Regions from separate parts of the Homo sapiens genome. Here region 2 is linked to region 1. A link is a loop called in an ENCODE intact Hi-C map of the cell type or tissue named here. Cell type or tissue: GM12878. All regions are shown on one strand. Each heading gives the region's core, and the rest is flanking DNA. Links, peaks and the distances in the headings are about the cores only.

What was found. Peaks named below come from ENCODE experiments on the same cell type or tissue, not always from the same donor. Only the 100,000 strongest peaks of a DNase experiment are listed, where the experiment ranks them.
Region 2: it touches region 1 in a loop (2.1-fold over the local background); 3 of 110 quality-filtered maps call a loop at or near these places.

Annotation. Positions count from the first base shown.
Region 1 is chr2:113,858,168-113,861,095 of GRCh38, forward strand. The region is part of intron 2 of ACTR3-AS1 (ACTR3 antisense RNA 1); the gene reads right to left. Among named protein-coding and RNA genes, the nearest start is that of ACTR3, 30 kb to the right of the region's middle. In GM12878, for the core only: no CTCF peak of the experiment used is centred there; a DNase peak (open chromatin) is centred at 1,654; H3K27ac peaks cover 350 bases.
Region 2 is chr2:113,790,542-113,793,469 of GRCh38, forward strand. No RefSeq gene overlaps it. Among named protein-coding and RNA genes, the nearest start is that of SLC35F5, 35 kb to the left of the region's middle. In GM12878, for the core only: no CTCF peak of the experiment used is centred there; a DNase peak (open chromatin) is centred at 1,610.

The DNA.
Region 1 (2,928 bases), core at 270-2,769:
CACTCCAGCCTGGGCGACAGAGCAAGACTCCATCTCAAAAAATAAAAATAAAAATAAAATAAGAAACAAAGTTATATGGGAAGACTGGACTTGGACATCAACTTTTTAAACCTTTCCTGGATCCTGTGAGCCAATAAATTCCTCTTTGTGTCTAAGTTAGTTCAAGTTAGGTTACTGCCCTTTAAAATCAACCAACCAAAGTAATAAAAACTGTCAATGGAGGAGGAGTGAGACATTTCTTTTTGGCTATGTTGAATAGATGAGATATAATTTACCCAAAGTGTAGTTTACAGACAAGCCAGTCACCACACAGCCCACTTCTGGGGGTAACTGCAGAGCCTACAGGTCCTACTAAGAAGGTGGCCATGTTCTATGCCACGTTCTCTGCCCCGCTTCCAGAACCCCTCAGCCCCCAGTTCTCCCAGCTCAGCTGACTAGAATCAGGAATGTGCTCATGATCCAAAGGCCATCAGTTTTTCTATGGGTTTATGGCCCACGAGGAGGTTTAGCATATAGAACCTCTGCTTCAATAGGGATACTACTGAGTCAAACAGACATTATTGCCTAGAAATTTCATGTGGAACTGACAAATTGTGAATAAGTTGAAGTTTTGAGTTATCAGAAAGGAGGAGTGAGCAGTTATGAACAAGCAGAAGCTATAGGTAAGCCAAAATCAAACGGTATTTATAGGAGAGTTGAAAAATTAGTAGAAATGGGAATGGTAGCAGTACAGTTGGAGGGATGCTGAGTCACTGCATTTATGGGATCCCTGAACTTGCCAAGGCAGCAAGAAGATGACTCAGATTGGTGACTCTTCCACTGGATGCTTCTAGTTCCTGAGTGACTTCCAGAGTCCAAGAGGCCCAGCTCGACAGCTTTTCTTGATATGCCAGAAGGTCCTTAAAGTCCTTATTTCCATAAATACCGTCACGATACCCCTGCTCCCATCACCCAGATGAACCGCTGTTCTTTGTAGTGAAATGGTCTTAACAAACATCTCAATAATAACATTGGCTAACACTTATTTAACATGGATTATGTGCCAAGCACTGAGATATTAATTTTACACATTGTACCTCACTTAATTTTCTCAACAATCCTATGAGGCAGGTACATATTATTCTTACCAATTTATGGATGGAGAAACCTAACTTAGAGAGGTTACCTTGCTTGTCCAAGTCACATCTTCTGTAGGGGAGCTAAGTCTGAAGCAGATCTGTATAACTCTAGAGTCCAAACATGTAATTATATTTAACTTCTCTCAAGTTACTCAGTTCCCTTGGGATCATTTCGGGTGTAGAGAGTGTAAGTAATTTAACTTTAAGTCATAAAATAAGAAATGTAGCAACCAGAACTAAAAGGGGAAAAAAGACTCATCATGAATATCACGTGTTATAAAATAATCATGTGTCTTGCTGAAACTTCATAAAAGAGAAGTTCTAGAAAGTTATCCCAAAGCAAGAAGTGGTGAATGGGAATTTATTACTAATTTTAGATACATAATATGTGCCAGATGTATTGTCCTATTTGAACAAATGGCTAAGGAAAATATGTATTCTTTGTAGTTTAATAGTGGCCTCAATTTTCCTAATTTGCTTCATAAAGTCTTACGCTCTTGACAGGGAATTCTCCTGCAAAGGGGTTTTTAGAAATCAACCATGGATGTAGAGAAGAGACTACTTTGCATAAAAAAAAGAGAAGTGAAACTGTAGAGTTTAAAAAAAAAAATGTGGCCAGGGACGGTGGCTCATGCCTATAATCCCAGCACTTTGGGAGGCTGAGACAGGTGGATCACCTGAGGTCAAGAGTTCAAGACTAGCCTGGCCAACATGGTGAAACCCTTTCTCTACGAAACGTACAAAAATTAGCTGTGTGTGGTGGCGTGCGCCTGTAGTCCCAGCTACTCAGGAGGCTGAGGCAGGAGAATTGTTTGAACCCAGGAGGTGGAGTTTTCAGTGAGCTGAGATTGTACCACTGCACTCCAGCCTGAGCAACAGAGCGAGACTCATCTCAAAATAAATAAATAAAATAAAAAATATATGTGTAAGAAAAATAAACTGTGAGATATGAAGTGTAAAATTTCAACTCTTCTAATTATGCTGAATTAATAACTAAAATTTATTTTTCAAAAACTGGAAAATTTAGCAGAGATGTAGCTATTTAAAAATGAATAATAATGTTGAATATGTGTTTGCTCCATGAGGGCATAGATTTTTGTATTTCCTTCACTACTGGATCCTTAGAAGCTGGAACAGACTCTGTTATATAGTAGATGTTCAATAAAAATCTGTTAAATAGAACAAATAAATGACTGAACTCAGAAAACTGAGATTATTCTCTGAATTGTATCTCTAAATGATATACGAGCAAGTCATTTAGCATATTTGGATGCAAGTTTTATTTATTTATTTGTGAGATTTTTGTGTTATAAAAGATACTGCAAGGAGAGGGAATTTGTTCTACTAGACATAAAACCGAACAGCATGGCACTGGTTTAGGAACAGGCAATAAGTCAAAGGAACAGACTAGAAAATGTAGAGATAGACTTTGTATACACACATACACACACACTCACACTCACACTCACACTTATTTAAACAACATCAGTATATAATATAAAATGAATTGTTTATGACATCAGGCCATTGATTAAGATAAATAATATTAATTCCCTTTCAAGCCATATACAAAGCTAAATTCCAGATAGATCAAGGACTTGAACATGTTTTAATAAAAAAGCAAAGTATAGTCGGGCACGGTGGCTCATGTATGTAATCCCAGCACCTTGGGAGGCCAAGGTGGGTGGATTTCTTGAGGCCAGGAGTTCGAGACCAGCCTGGCAAACAAGGCAAAACCCCATCTCTACTAAACATACAAAAATTAGCCGGGCATGGTGGCACACACCTGTAATCCCAGCTACTACTCAGG
Region 2 (2,928 bases), core at 148-2,647, 68 kb before region 1:
TATTACATCTTACAACTTTGCGAGCCAGGAATTTTGAATAGGGTTCAGCTGGATGGTTTTTCTGCTTCATCATGGTACTCACTTGGCAGATGGGCAGATCTAAAAGGTCTAAGATGATTTGACTTACATGTCTGGTGCCTTGGAAAGGAAGACTGGAAGGCTAACCTCAACTGAGACTTTATACTAGAGCACTGACCTGTGATCTCATCAGCGTTTCAGGGTTTTCAGATTTCTTATATGGAAGCTTAGAGTTCTCAAAGGATGTATCCCAAGAGGTCCAGATGGCAGCTTCAAAGCTTCTTAAGACTTAACTTCAGAAGTGCTTAAATAATACTTCTGCCACATTCTACTGATCAAGCAAGTCTCTATGACCAGCTGAGATTGAAGATGAGGGGAATTAGACTTCCCCTCTCAAGAGGAGAAGTAAAAAACATGTAAGACCATCTATAATCTACCACCATGCTTATATTTTTAAAAGATTCTTTTATCTTTTAGAGGTGTATACTAACTAAAGTATTTATAGAAGAAAAATATGTGGTCTGAGATTTCCTTTAAAATATTTGGGGTAGTAAGGGGATGGAGTATAGATGAAAAAGGATTAGCCAAGAATTTAACATAGTTGGAGCTGGATGATAGGTATATGCGGAGTTCATTATATTATTCTACTTTTATGTATGCTTGAAATTTTTCATTAAAAGAGATTTCAGAGCTGGACACGGTGGCTCACACCTGTAATCCCAGCGCTTTGGGAAGCCAAGGTGGGCGGATCACAAGGTCAGGAGGTAGATACCATCCTGGCCAACATGGTGAAACCCCGTCTCTACTAAAGTAAAAAAAAAAAAAAAAAAAATTAGCTGGGCATGGTGGCACATGCCTGGAGTCACAGCTACTCAGGAGGCTGAGACAGGAGAATTGCTTGAACCCAGGAGGTGGAGGTTGCAGTGAGCCGAGATCATGCCACTGCACTCCCACCTGGTGACAAAGCAAAACTCCGTCTAAAACAAAAACAACAACAACAACAAAGAAATTTCAAAAAAAATAAAGAGTTTTTCCCCCAAAAGCTATGTAATGTGAAAGACAAGGCCACCAGAAACACCTCTGATGCCATGAATTTGGTATATATCTTTACTGTTATTGAACATTTAGAGAGCCTGAATAAATTACTACTATGGTAGTAAGAATTTGAGGGAGAAAGTTTCATTTCCTTAAATTACTAGTATGCAATTATATATATGGTTTGAATTTACAGATGCTTTGTATTTGATATATTGTTAGTAATTTTAGAGTTCCATAAAATGCTTTCAGTACCTAATACAACACAAGCCTCAACTGGGTGCTGGTTATGTGGCTTAAAAAGTTTACTTTTAAATAGTTGCATTGCTCACATCCTTCCAGGAAAAGAGTCAGCTATTTTTCAGTTAAAAATTAACATGCTTTAATAACCACATTTTTCCTTAAGGCATGATACCATGACTGAATTTTTTTCCACTCTGGTAGACTTGCCACTTACGGTATCTCTAATCCAGGCACAACTCAAATGAATAACTAAATGAAAACAAGAATTGCATGACATCTGAATGCGTAAAAGGCATGCAGCACTTTCAGTTTCCCTAAACTCTGGGTAACCACTTATTTTCATGTTCACTGTGTCTATTGTTGAACAATGTGCCACTCTAGATAATCTGATTCTTGCTGATCTCTCTTTATGCATAAAAATAGACAGGCCAGGCCACTAACACTTACATTACTAACTATGTGACCAAATGCCCATAACTACCACATTGGTATTGTTGTACCTTATGGAGGATTTCAAATCCACACAGTCTCTGGATTTGATGCCAACACTTTATGTTACACTGTAGTGAAAGGAAATCCTAAACAGTAGGTGGGGAGGTTCCAGCCCCGTTTAACAAACATATGGTGATTTAGAGGAAAAACTGCTTGGGGAGAAGACAAATGAAGTGACATTGGTGCCATGTTTAAGTGTAGCAACTCCCGTTCCCATCTCAACACTATGAAAGCCCTATCTGGAAGCATCTCCTTCCCACGATCCTTCCACAGGATGCTAAAGTAGGAAAACTAGAGAATGTATTAGATGAATTAGCCATGTGACCTGGAGGAAGACATTTACTCTTTCTATGCCTCAGTTTTTTTGTTGTTTTGTCTTGTGTTTTTGAGACGGAGTCTTCGTCTGTCACCCAGGCTGGAGTGCAGTGGCACAATCTCGGCTCACTGCAACCTCCGCCTACTGGCTTCAAGCGATTCTCCTGCCTCAGCCTCCCGAATAGCTGGGACTACAGGCGCATGCCACCATGCTCTGCTAATTTTTGTATTTTTAGTAGAGATGGGGTTTCACCATATTGGTCAGGCTGGTCTTGTACTCCTGACCTCAGGCGATCCACTGGCCTCGGCCTCCCAAAGTGCTGGGATTACAGGTGTGAGCCACTGTGCCCAGTCTATGCCTCAGTTTTATCATCTATATAATAAAGGCTACAATCTCTGTTTCACCTATCACACAGCACTGTTAGGACCATCAACTTGTATAATGTTCTCTGAAACAATTTTGAAAACCTTGTAGCTCTCTATAAGTTATTATTAGAATTAGTATTCAATATATATAAACATTTTTCTACTAAAAGAAATCTACAGCTATTTTACCCCTCCCAAAAAAACTTCTTCCTTTCCAGTCCCTCTGGTATTCTCCACCATTTTCCTTTAGACAATTAAATGCTATCACTTTTAAGATTAAAAGAAATAAAAAGGCCGGGCACGGTGGCTCACACCTGTAATCCCAGCACTGAGGTCTGGAGTGGATCACCTGAGGTCTGGAGTTCAAGACCAGCCTGGCCAACATGGTGAAACCCCGTCTCTACTAAAAACACAAAAATTAGCTGGGCATGGTGATGCACGCCTGTAATCCCAGCTACT